Regions from separate parts of the Homo sapiens genome. Here regions 2 and 3 are each linked to region 1. Evidence: chromatin contacts called from ENCODE Hi-C or POLR2A ChIA-PET data. All regions are on one chromosome and are shown on one strand. The core of a region is the stretch at or near the end of the contact, and the rest is flanking DNA. Distances in the headings are between cores, read along the strand shown. Region 1 overlaps TRAM2 (translocation associated membrane protein 2). Region 2 has its middle 39 kb from the start of GSTA2. Region 3 overlaps PAQR8 (progestin and adipoQ receptor family member 8).

What was found. A loop is a pair of places that touch in the nucleus more often than their neighbours do. ChIA-PET counts read pairs that join two places held with the same protein, here RNA polymerase II (POLR2A). Pooled maps may share reads with other maps.
Region 2: a pooled map shows a loop between it and region 1 (2.2-fold over the local background). The contact joins two enhancer-like sites. A Hi-C loop is called at or near these places in 1 of 168 maps with a recorded cell type or tissue (CD8-positive, alpha-beta T cell) and 1 of 50 pooled maps. POLR2A ChIA-PET finds 5 or more read pairs at or near these places in 2 of 52 experiments (PC-9 and naive thymus-derived CD4-positive, alpha-beta T cell).
Region 3: a pooled map shows a loop between it and region 1 (2.0-fold over the local background). The contact joins two enhancer-like sites. A Hi-C loop is called at or near these places in 2 of 50 pooled maps. POLR2A ChIA-PET finds 5 or more read pairs at or near these places in 5 of 52 experiments (BJ, GM10248, HepG2 and 2 more).

The regions. Positions count from the first base shown.
Region 1 is chr6:52,549,455-52,553,815 of GRCh38, forward strand. The region is part of intron 1 of TRAM2 (translocation associated membrane protein 2); the gene reads right to left. Among named protein-coding and RNA genes, the nearest start is that of TRAM2, 25 kb to the right of the region's middle. RefSeq lists an enhancer at 2,763-2,932. Within about 2 kb of position 2,522, at least 25 of the 41 ENCODE cell types and tissues checked have a DNase peak (open chromatin) inside an H3K27ac peak, as active enhancers do.
Region 2 is chr6:52,722,029-52,726,389 of GRCh38, forward strand. No RefSeq gene overlaps it. Among named protein-coding and RNA genes, the nearest start is that of GSTA2, 39 kb to the right of the region's middle. RefSeq lists silencers at 415-529, 2,578-2,627. Within about 2 kb of position 2,588, at least 17 of the 41 ENCODE cell types and tissues checked have a DNase peak (open chromatin) inside an H3K27ac peak, as active enhancers do.
Region 3 is chr6:52,392,438-52,396,798 of GRCh38, forward strand. All of the region lies in intron 1 of PAQR8 (progestin and adipoQ receptor family member 8), which reads left to right. Among named protein-coding and RNA genes, the nearest start is that of EFHC1, 26 kb to the right of the region's middle. Within about 2 kb of position 1,979, at least 3 of the 41 ENCODE cell types and tissues checked have a DNase peak (open chromatin) inside an H3K27ac peak, as active enhancers do.

The DNA.
Region 1 (4,361 bases), core at 1,272-3,771:
AATTTGAAAGTCTCTTCAGCCACAAAACTCTAAAAAACCATCTCATATTTCATAATTAAACAATTAAATTTCATCAGTTACCTAACAAATACGGGAGTCCAAGCTCCTGCATGTGAAACAGTCAAGAAAGCCATTTCCTGTTGGATACAGATACTCAAAGACTAGTAGTAATTAGACACGGTGATTAGAATTCCATTTATGCTGCACCAGAAACTCCTCTTGGTCCCTGAGGGCTAGGGTGCAAATCACTGGGGCAAGAGAAGGAAATGGGTTTAAGTGGTGCTTGAGTATTATCTGAACCAGCCAAAAGATGGAAGTGGAAGCATTTAATGCGCCATCACTTTAAGAAGCAATGGTGATTCTAAATCTCACCAGAAATCAGGGCAAGAGTAGCTTAAAGTTAGATGTGTTGCACTATTTGGCTTATTACAATCAGGAAACGTCTGTCCAAAAGTCCTATTCTCAGAGATGGTAGTATTTCAGGGACATCAGTTTAGCTTTGCCACCCTTTGATTGCCTGTTGTCATATATGAGGTAGGAGTCAAACAGAAGGCAGAATAGCATCTGTAAGTTCTACTGGGCTGCACAATGCTCCATCCTACCCTGTGTCCCAGAACAGACAGCTTCACCTTTATGGAGTACTTCAGTGGGCTTCCGATGGAATCTGCAGAACATGAGAGAGCATGAAAGGGGTATTCATCACCTGGCTCCTTTCCTGCTGGACAGTTCTGGCAGTCACTGCAACCCTCCACCAAAACTCCAGCCCCTCCCCTTCAACCACAGCTCTCAATGGTATTTCCTCTCTCCCTTCCTTCTTAGTTCTAGATCCATGCTATCCTCAGCCCCTTCAAGCTTAGGGATAGCTCCCCACGTTCGCAAGCCTTAGAATGCTTTACTGTTCCTTATCTGTTTCCCCTGAGCCAGTCCACGCCCTTGTTAATAGTGCCTACATAACCATTCCTCAATTACCCCACCTGTTTCCTGTTGGGACTCTGACTGATGGAGATATGCTACTCAAATAAAAGAATACTAACACCATATGATAATAATTAACCTCATCAACGTAACTGCTGGCAATGGGACACTATTTTTATTTTTTATTTTTATTTTTTTTGCGACAGGGTTTCACTCCCGTCATCCAGACTGGAGTGCAGTGGCAAGATCTTAGTTCACTGCAGCCTCTGCCTCCCAGGCTCACGTGATTCTCCTGCCTCAGCCTCCCGAATAGCTAGGATTACAGGAATGCACCACCACACCCGGCTAATTTTTGTACTTTTAGTAGAGATGGGGTTTCATCATGTTGGCCAGGCTGTTCTTGAACTCCTGGCCTCAAGAGATCCACCTGCCTTGGCCTCCCACCTGCCTTGGCCTCCCAAAGTGCTGGGATTACAGGAGTGTGCCACCATGCCCAACCGAATAGGACACTTTAAACCAGCAAAATTATCCTCCACACACATCCTGGTACTACCCCTCATGAAACGCATGGGAGGCAGACAAATCGCCACTCTTTATGGGCCATCTAATTTCCAAAGGACCAACAGTGTTGATAACCCACTTCAGAAATGGTTTTCTTTAGGCATGACACCCTGGGACTGGCTTCTCACAAACTCAGATCAAGATAAACCACTGTGGTGGACGAACAGTTTCCTGCCTGAGTTTTTCAAGGGGGCCTTTACTGAGGCAGGAGGAGGTGAATATAGGATTTTGAGGACACCACTGGCCTCAGGCTGCAGTGACAAATATGAGTCCTGGCTTCATGAACACTCGATCACATAGCTTTATTATTTTGGAAAAACATATCCGTTATGAATGGGGACTGGCTCTACACTAACCAATAATGTCTCCTAATTAATATCTGATCTGTTTCAGCCCGGAAGGCAAAGGATCTTTTACCTTTATGTGCTCAGAGTGCCACACAGGGTTGCTTGGATGTAGGGATTACGCTGCTAGTCCCTAGCCATTTACCTCCCTTTCACAAAGGGATTCTTTCTAACGTTTTCAGGATAGAGCAGCAACTGGAGTGAGGGTGGGCATGCAGGGGAGGGTGAATGAGGGAGGAGAGAAAGTCTGCAAACAAACGGGCCACTTATCTCCAGGAGTCTTTCTACCTTTTCCTACAGCTGAGTAGCTTGGGGGCAGGTTGTCTGCCAAGCTTCCCTGGCCCGTGTAAACACTCTGGCACCAGCTGGGGTTTGGAATCTGCTGAGTCTCTGCCAGCTGGCAACCTGGAGATGGGTCAGATTAAAGGAATGCATAATGAAGAAGTGGGTGGGAGACAGAGGCTGTATTTACACAGAGGGGGTCTGCAGGGGTCAGTACGGCGCTAGCCAAAGGGGCCTCTGGAAGTGGAAAAATAGGAAGGGAAGAGGAAGGGGTTTCAATGTGCCCAAGCACCATGCCCCACCCAACTGGCCCAAGACTGTTATGTTCATTTATTTTTTTCCTTTTAAAAACTGACTTCTTTGTCCCCTTCTCAGTCCCCCACAGCATCTCCCAAGCCAATTACACACAGCCCTTTGAAAGGTTTGCAGCTGGCCGCTCGAGAAGGCTCAGCGTGATCAGACAACACGGACACTTGATCTTCTGAGATCCCAATTTGGGAACGTTAACACGGAAACCCTAGCCACGTGCTGACAAGCAGGCCCTGGGCCACATTCTGCCCCAGACTGAGCCCTGGCAAGAGGAGAGGGCACAGATAGCCAGCAGTCTCAGGCAGCCATCCTGGCTTCCAGCCTTAAAGAGAGCGAGATTCCAGGCTCCTCCCCCATGCAAAGCCCAGGGGGCACGGATGCAGAGAGGACAGCCCTGGGACAGGACCAACAGGCTCCCCAGCCCTTTCACTACCCCGAGGAGGCAACGAAGACAAGAACAGACTGAAATCTGTTGGGTACTTGGTGGCCACACCTGCTAGGAAGGCCACCTGCAGCTCTACTGAAGCCCATGCAAATAGGTAAAGCTCAAATGGCTGTACATATATTACTAAGAGGAAGCAGAAGGGAGAAAAGTGCAGTGAGGAGGCAAGAGACCTGTTCCCTGACAGCTCAGCCACAAACCCGACGGGCTGCTTCCAGCTGCTCCCATCCACCTCACTGGGCCTCAGAGTTCTCATGTTTTAAGGGTGTTCTCTGAAGTCCCTTTGTATCCACGGATTCTTCCCCATGCTTCTGTGACACGGCTTCACTTCCAGGCTCCCAGTGCAAGCCTCAGCTCTTCTTGCTTTCTTGGAAATCTCTGCTGTAGCAGCCACTTCTATTCCGGCGACACTCAGATCTACTTTTCCTGCTGAAATCTTTCTCCCCAGGATGGGAGGTGGGAGGCTGCATCTTTACCTACATAGTGCATGATTAACTCCCGTTCAACATGCCAAACCTGGTGCCCAGGAGAAAGCTCTATACTTGCCTATGTCCCAGGCTGCAGTCAAAGACTCCCCACCTTTCCTTATAGCCCCTTGTTGGCTTTTTCCTTTACTATTTTATTAAATCCATCATTTCTACTCCCAATGCTGCTAAGAGCTTCATATTCTCATTTGCCACCAGCCTGTAGGAGAGACTTCTAACTGGATCCTCAGCCTCAAGACTCAAAACCCCTTCCTCCCCTCCCACTATCCATAGCTAGAATAGCCAGGCATATACACACAAACATACACGCACACACCACAGCCCCTCCATTGCCTTCTGCTGCTTAAAGGATAATGTCTAACTCTTTAATCTGGCATTCCTAATCCTCCCTGCCTCTCCACATTTGATTATCACAACTTTCCAAACTAATATGATAGTCCTGGATGTCCTAAAGGATATATTAAGGATATTATTCCATTAAATACTCTCCAAGATCAACAAATGTATTTGGTAGAGAAATATGTAACTCATTAATACTATATGAAGGCTCTGACAAGTCCTGCAATAAAGAAACAGTAAAGAAACAGCCTAGCATTTCCCAGGGCAATCTGGCCCAGGAACCCTTGTGTAGCAGCATGTGTAGTAGCCGCTTTCTTTGATTCTCTGAATGTCCTTTCTTGCCTGCACTCCAGCCATCTGCTCTGCCTTCCATTTGTTCATCTGCCTTGGCTTTCCTTTGAGAGCCTGCTCCAGCCTCACCTCCTCCTTCCTCCTCCCCATTCTACCATCACTCCTCTTGGCTGCTTCCTCCTCACACCTGAAGCACTCACTGCCTGTACCTCTTTGTTGAGAGATAGTAGAGCACAATAGTTAAGAGCCCAGATTTTGGATTCAGAAAGACCTGTGTCAAAATCCCAATTCTGCCCTCACTAACTCTGAAATGGAGTTGTTCAGTTGCTTGGTGTAGACAGAGATAGAATCCATAAAGAGGACTATGGAGGGGACTAGTGGGATTAGAAGGTC
Region 2 (4,361 bases), core at 1,338-3,837, 170 kb after region 1:
AGCAGTGGGGAGAACATTTCAAGATAAGGAGTGGAGTGCAATGAGTGGAATAGTGGTCATGCCATTCTGGAGGCACATCCAAGTTGCCCTGCTAAATACTGTGTTCACTACCCAATGTCAGCCTCGGTAATCTTTTCATAGCTTTCTTCACAGGACTGTGCTATGGAGGCAGGAGGGCTGTCCTTAATAACTTGTTATTTATTTCAAGAAAATCCTGGCCTTTTGACATGAAGCAGGACTGGGTGGGATCCATGTGACAACATGTTGGCAAAGAAGATATATAAATCATGAAACTAAGAAAAAATGAGCCACAGGAAAATCTGAGCACTAGTGCTTGGTGAAGGGTGGGAGACTGCGGCAGAAAGTTGCTGATGGAAAGGGAGCTTGGCCTGGTATTTGCAGTATAAAAGTTAAAGATAGACTGAGAAAAGACCTTGAAACTCATAGAACTAAGATGATTAGTTCATTGATTAAGAAATTAAAATTTGGCCGGGCGTGGTGGCTCATGCTTACAATCCCAGTACTTTGGGAGGCTGAGGCTGGAGGATCACGAGGTCAGGAGATCGAGACCATCCTGGCTAACACGGTGAAACCCCGTCTCTACTAAAAATACAAAAAATTAGCCGGGCGTGGTAGCGGGCGCCTGTAGTCCCAGGTACCCGGGAGGCTGAGGCAGGAGAGTGGCGAGAACCTGGGAGGCGGAGCTTGCAGTGAGCCGAGATTGTGCCACTGCACTCCAGCCTGGGCGACAGAGCGAGACTCCATCTCAAAGGAAAAAAAAAAAAGAATTTAAAATTCAAGACTTTGAGAGAGGAAGTAGAGCTAGAATGCAGACTACTCAAGTTTTGGACGTGAAAAGAAAGAAGGAAATAGCAAAAGGGAAAACTAGCCAAGGATAAAGAACTTTAAAAATTTGTTGTGGAGTGTTTCTTGGTTTCTTCTGAGGAGTGTGGGTGCATGGCTAAGAAGGTTAGGACAGTGGAGGCCTGGGCCTGTTTCTAAGCAGAAGGAAGCCTTCCAAAGGACAGAGGCAGCTGAAGAGACCAGCTGGAGAGCAGAAGGATTGTACAGCTTGCTTATGTACATAATAGATTTGTGATTGTTTATTTGCATCTATTGGTTTTATTACTGTATTAGGGGATATAATTGATACTTTAAAATATATGTGTATTTTATATAATGTATTATATGCAATATATTATATATATATGAAATATTGAGACCAGCCTGGCCAACATGGCAAAACCCCATCTCTACTAAAAATACAAAAAATTAGCTGGGCGTGGTGGTGGGCGCCTGTAATCCCAGCTACTTGGGAGGCTGAGGCAGGAGAATCACTTGAACCTGGGAGAAGGAGGTTGCAGTGAGCTGAGATCAGGCCACTGCACTCCAGTCTGGGCGACAAGAGCGAGACACTGTCTCAAAAAAAAAACAAAGTGTACAGAGTTAAGTGTACAACTGGATAAGTTTTTCAGTTTTGTTTTTGTTTTTGAGACGAGACTCGCTCTGTTGCCTCCAGGCTGGAATGCAGTGGTGTGACCTCAGCTCACTACAACCTCCACCTCCTGAGTCCAAGTGATTCTCATGCCTCAGCCTCCCAAGTAGCTGGGACTACAGGAGTGTGCCACCACACCCAGCTAATTTTTGTATTTTTAGTAGAAATGGGGTTTTACCATGTTGGCCAGGCTGGTCTTGAACTCCTGGCCTCAAGTGATCCGTCTGCTTTGGCTTCCCAAAGTGCTAGGATTACAGGAGTGAGCCACCACACCCAGCCTCAATTGGATAAGTTTTAACACACATATACACCTATGAGACTATCATCATAATCATGATACTGAACTTATTCACATCCTCATGCCCTTTGGAAATCCCTTTCTTCTGCCTGGCCCCATACCACTCATCTGCTTTTTGTCACAATGAGTTAGTTTGCATTTTCTAGAAGTTTATATAATTAGAAGCATACAGCAGGTATTTTGTTTGTTTGGTGTCTTTCACACAGCACAATTATTTCAAAATTCATCTGTGCTTTTTTATGTATTCATTCCTTTTTTTATTGCAAAGTAGTTGAATTCTTTTCCTGTGGCCACTCTAACAAATTACCACAAACTAGGTGGCTTAGACAGCAGAAATTATTCTTGCACATGTCTAGAGGCTAGAAGTCCAGAATCCAGAGGTCAGCAAAGCTGGTTCTTTCTGGAAGCTCTAAGGGAGAATCTGTTCCCAGCCTCTCTCTTGGTTTCTGGTGGCTGCCAGCAATCTTTGGTGTTTCTTGGCTTGTAGCTGCATCGTTAGATTCTGCGTCATAGAAATGGACAGTGGAAAAGGAAATACAGAGAGACTCATGGATTAAGGTGAAGAGGATGAGGGAATAAGAAAGACAAAATGGAATAAATTGGAAGGGGTTAAAAGGAAGTGAGGAGAACTTTGCACCTCTGCCTTTCAGTCAGCATTTTTTAGTTGTTCTTTTGGCAATTTACTCCAACTTGGATTTAAAATTTATGAGAAAAAAAGTCTCTGTTCCAGCAAAGGGATTGCCCAACCTACTGTGTCAGTCTAACGCTGACTCCATGACTGAGCACCAGATGGCGCACTGCCCAGAGCCAAGGGACCTCCCTGGTGGCTGTAAAGAGTTCAGTGCACAGACTCAGCCACTCTTAGGTGACTTTCCACAATTGCAAATGAAACTGAGCTCAGCCTACTCAACCTTCCCTTCCTCTTTTAGATCACTGAGAAAGTCTACTGTCCCAACCATATGCCCTTTTTCGGAGCAAAATTTCTCAAAACGGCTGCCGGTAGCTGCTGTCTCCTCTACCTCACGTCCCATTTTCTCCTCAACCCACTCCAGTCAGGCTTGTGTCCCCATCTTCTCTCCTCGGGTCAGCAGTAGCCTCCGTGGTACCAAATTCAATGTCCACTCTTCCATCCTCTTGCCGGACTGTTGGCCTCATGATGCCACACTTTCTTGGACTTCCTTCTACTTCACTGACCCCTCCTCTTCAGACGCCTTCGCTGGCTCCACCCAGCCTTCTCTTCTCCAACTGCTATCTCCCCCGAGGCGATGTCCTCAGCCCTTCTCTATCATCAGAGGTGTAACTTCCAATACTAGGTCATAAAAGACATTGTAGTTTCCCTCTTGCTTACATACTCCAGGGGAAGTTAGCTGCCATGTCCTGAGGACACTCAAGCAGTCCTACACAGAAGCAGGCATGCCAAAGAAGTGAGATGTATTGCCAACTTTCAGAGAGGAACTGAGGCCTCTGCCAACAGCCATGTGAGTGAGCCATCATGGAAACAGATCCCAGTCAAGCCCTCAGCTGACACAGCCTGTTAGTGACTTGATTGCAGCGTCCTGAGAAATGCTGATTCAGAACCACCCGGCTAAGCTGCTCCCAGATTCCTGACCTTCAGAAATTGTGTGAGATAATAAATATTTATTGCTTTAAGTCCCTAAACTTCGGGGTGAGTTGGTATATAACAATTGATAACTAATACACCCATGCTGGCCTCATCTTTCAATACTTCCTCGCCTTGCTCCCACAACACTAGTGTACCTAAAACACACCCAACTTGTTCCTGACCAACACCCTGTCTCATTGTTCCCTCTGACTAAGACCCTCGCTCACTGGATCTTCTGGTTCCTGTCATTCAGGACTTAGTCTTTCCTGGCATTCTCTGTGCCTAAAACAATTCAGGGAACAAAGTAGGTGCTCTATAAACTTTTATTGAATAGAACTATGAATAAAATACTTTAAACAGTATTTATTGGAACCATAATCCTTGAGAAGATTTTGTCAATTTCTGAGGTTAAAGTCTAATTTTTCTGCTAGGTATACTTAGCTGCCCTGTTGACTTAGAATGTTGCAACTGTATTCAAAGTTTCAAAGGACAAATATATTGAAACAGCTGCTGTGTGCAGAGGGAAGGTGAGTAAAGATTGGAGAAAGGTAGGAGGCAAGGCAGAGCAAAGTCAACACAGATTAAATTTGTGCTGACTCACAGCTGCCTCATCTAAGCAGCTCTAATTGGCAGAATGTTGCTAAAACATATTTGTTCTTCAAGAATATCCCAGAAAACTGGCAAGTCAGTATACCTAATGGCTCAAATATTGACCCAATTCCCCCAGTGCAGAGAAATTAATATCCACTTCAGTTATACACACACACACACACATATATATATAAACTCACTATTAAAATGGCGGATGGTGTAAGTATTAAATACCAAATGTTAATTACTTCTTAACAAAAATCTTCATACTTTTATGTCACAGACTACCCAGGAGTGATAGTCAGAATGTTTAACATCTGGTATGGTAAATATAATATATAAATCTGTATATATACCCAAAATTAAAAATAAAT
Region 3 (4,361 bases), core at 729-3,228, 160 kb before region 1:
TATTCCAAGTTTGTGGTAGATTCACATAGCATCCTTGTAATAGGTCAGGAAACACTATTGCTTTGGAGTGCTTCTATTTGTCATCCAGATAAAATGTCTTCAGTACCAAACAATGCCAGTTTCCCAAATATGGAGCTTTTCTTTAATTCCCCACTTTGTTAATTTGGGAAAGGCTTTTTAGGTAGCTTGCTATATGCATAGCAGATTTAGTGATCTCATTGTCATTGTGCTTTCCATTAGTAGGCTGATAAATGACCTCAGGTTTATGATTGGAATGTCTCACTACACCAGTTCTGTAAAGCTAGCCACAACAAACCATGTGTCTCTTTAATATGAAAGAAGCCCATCAGATTTATGATCATATTTATCTGGGCTAATAGACCTATTTGGATTATTTGATAGATTCCACTCAGATTTTGTGGAAGTCACATTTTATTCTCTTAGGGAGTATTGGAATCTGATTTACAAGTAAACTCAGTGTCAAAGATCTGAGAAACTTTGCAGTACTGATTGTTTTTGTAAGGCCAACTGCAAGTTATTTTTGTTAATGAAGCAAAGCAGTATTGCAGCAGCATATTTGAAGTTGTATATCAAAAAATATTGGGGTTTAGTCATAGAGGGCATTTTTTGAGGCATAGTGGTTAAGAACGCAGACTTTAGAGTCAACTGCTTAGTCACCTCCTGGATCTATCACATACTGTGCAGCCTTGGACAAGTTATGTAATCTCTCTGTAACTGTTTCCTTATCTGTGAAATGGGAATGATAATAGTACTGGTGTCAGGTATTGTTGGGAAGTTTAAATAAGTTAATATTTTCAAAGCACCCAAAACACTGTCTGGTATGTGCTAAACATCATATAAGTGTTTGATACTATTATTCTGACACTTTCTCTCTCTTTTTTTTTTTTTTTTTTTTGAGACGGCGTCTTGCTCTGTTGTCCAGGCTGGAGTGCAGTGGCATAACCATGGCTCACTGTAGCCTCAATCTCCTGGGCTCAAGTGATCCTCCCACCTCAGCATCCTGAGTAATTGGGACTACAGGTGTGCGCCACCATGCCTGGCTAATTTTTAAATTTAGAGATAGAGTCTTGCTGTGTTGCCAAGGCTGGTCTTGAACTCCTGGGCTCAAGCTATCCTCCCCGTTCGGCTTCCCAAAGTGCTGGGATTACAGGTGTGAGCCACTGTACCTGGTCGATTTGGACACTTTCCATTCATTCATTCATTCGTTCATTCAGTGATTTCTTGGAATATCAATGTGATAGGCACAATGCTAATGATAAAAATATTCTCAGCCCTCAAAGGATCTTGCAGTTTAGTGGTCAGAGAGACATATAATGCAAACCATGTAGGCATACAGTAAGGAAAGTCCTATAATGAAGGACTTTAAGTGCAGTGGCAGTTAGGTGAAGGAGCACCTGAGGGGAAGCCTTCACAGGGACCATTTGAGATGGGACATGAAGCATGAGTAGGAGTTGGCCAGTGGACATCAGTGGTGTGGGCATTCCAGGCATGCATAGAAGCACAAAGTCCTGAGAGGATGGCAGAATAACTGGAACACAAAGTGTCAGAGTGGGAGATGCTTTGGGGACAGTTAAAGAGACGCACAGGTAGGGGACCAGGAAGGCCTCCTGTATCCTACAGAGGTTCCTGTGAGAGATAATAAGGACTCAAATTCAGACAGGGGCCAATGAGAGGGAACCCAGCAGATGGAGGAGTTGGCCAGGAGCAGTGAGTGCAGTGACACGGTTACACCTGTTTCTCAGGTGATAGGAGACGTGCCCAGGTGCTGCTCTGCTTATCGATATAGTTCCTCTCTGAAAGTTAAATGGTCTTTTATGGGTACTTCACGTATTTTTACTGTGTTTTCAGGGGATAACAACTATCACCAAAAACGTGTCATTTCATTGTTTTATTGAAAGTTACTGAAAAGGAAATGCATTTTAGGTAGTTTCCATCAGTCAGAACTACGAAAACAAAACCAAACCTTAAGAATACAGATGATCCCCAACTTAGGATGGTGTGAAAGTGATACACATTCAATAGAAACCATACTTTGCATTTGGGGTTTTGATTTTTTCCAAGGCTAGTGATAGGTGGTGAAATACTCTAGCAATTCTGGGCAGCAGCAGTAACCTGCAGCTCCCAGTCAGCCATGTGATCTCAAAACAACCAGTACCCTACGGTGTCCTCTGTTGCCAGATGACTTTCCCCACCTGTAGGCTAAGTGTGTGTTCTGAGCACATTTAAGGTAGTGTAGGCTAAGAGTGGTTACGTTCAGTAGATTAGGTGCATTAAATGCATTTTCAACTTAAGACGTTTTCAACTTAACAATGGGTTTACTGGGCTATAACCCATCATATGTCAAGGAACATCTGTATTTAGCTTAGTTCTGTGATTTACTTTTAAAAAGAACACCTAAATGCACAATTTTTGGCTAAAATGTCAGATTTTTAACCATGAACTTGGGATTTTTACCCCATTTTTCTCTTTCCATTAAAAAAAAAATTTGAAAGGCGCTTCTAAGATAAATTTTTAAGATTAGATCCCGGCCGGGCACAGTGACTGACGCCTGTAATCCCAACACTTTGGGAGGCTGAGGTGGGTAGATCACCTGAGGTCAGGAGTTTGAGACCAGCCTGACTAATATGGTAAAACTCTGTCTCTACTAAAAATTCAAAAAATTAGCTGGGCATAGTGGCATGCACCTGCAGTTTAGTCCCAGCTACTTGGGAGGCTGAGACAGGAGAATTGCTTGAACCCGGGAGGCGGAGGTTGCAGTGAGCCAAGATTGCGCCATTGCACTCCAGCCTGGGCGACACAGCGAGACTTCGTCTCAAAAAAAAAAAAAAAAAAAAAGATTAGATCCCTACATAATGCAAGGCATTATTCAACATTTTTTAACACTTTCTTATAAACATTAAGTGAATTCATGGTACATATACTCAGTAAATAGAACTTTTAATTCCAATTCCATTATAATCTGACTCTAATTAAAAATCCTTAAAGGAGATAGGGGAGTTCAAATATCCCACTGCTCTAGATGTGTCCAAATGAATGTCCTCCATGGGCACTTCAAACTCAACATTTTCAAACATGTCTTTCAGCCCAGACCTGACCCAGGGAGGCAGTATTATGATGATTCCCAGGAGTGTTACAAAACAAATAATATTCCTTTTTGATTTTAAAAAATTGCATTAAAATCAATTATAAGGTAGAAAATACGTGTGGATAGATTTATTTTTACTAAGTTATATCCTTCAGTGGGCTCTTTATTTGAAATATTACTAGGACTTTATGTACATGTTTTGCCTCTTGAAAGTACTATTCCATTACTGACCATTTTGTTATTATTCATTCTGTTTTCTTCCTAAAAAGTGGATAGACAGGAAATCACCTCCTCTCACCCACCCACCCTTTTTTATGAGGACAATGACACTGAGTAATTGATTGTCTTAGGCATAGCCACACACCTGAGTAGAGCAAATACTAATAGCCAGACTTCCTGACTCCCAAACCATTACTTCTTTTTTCCTTCACCTTTGCAGAAGAGAAAGAAATTGGTGCCATGAGCCTGGGCCTAAAGAACTGTTCATTCAGTAAATAATTATAAGGTGTCTTCTATATGCCAGATATTATTTTCAACATGGGGACTTCTGCACCTAACAGTCCCTGCCTTTAAAGGAGCTGGTGGCTAATGGGAAAGTAAGTGGAGTAAACAAACGAACCCAGCTCCATGAATGAAGAAAACTGGGAGAGGCAAGGCCAGAGTCTAATGAAGGCTGGAGAGAGCCCTAAGCCAGTCTGGGAGTTAAGAAAAGCTTCCTGGTGGAGCCGACTTCTAGTTAGAGTGTTGAAAATGACCCAGAGTTGCTGGGCTAGAGGGTACTGAGTTTGCATGCATGGGAGATAGAGTGTCAAGAACTCCCAGTATTAAGAGTATTAAGATCTGGGCCAACAAATTGGCCTTAGAGGTATGGGCTCTGGGAGAGGAGGCTGGAATAGGAAGGAAAACAGAGAAAGGATCTGTTTGAATAATTAGGGCTTAGAATTTGTATTGTAAACAAACAATGGTGAGCTGTTGAAGAATTTTGAGGAGGGAATGATAATCAGATTTCCATTTTTAAACTGTTGCCCTGAAGTGATTTGGAGAATGAAGTGAGGGTTGGGGATGTGAGTTAGGAGAGCCATTATTGATGATGAAAGGTCAGTTATGAGACTGCTATTGTCATCATTAACATAAGTTAATTTTGAAGACCTAAATTAAGGGAGAGCAGTAGAAATGGAAAGGGCAAATGGCTTCCAGAAATGTTGAGATAAAATCAGCAAACCTCGATTCTGATTAGATGTAGGGGACGAGTCAA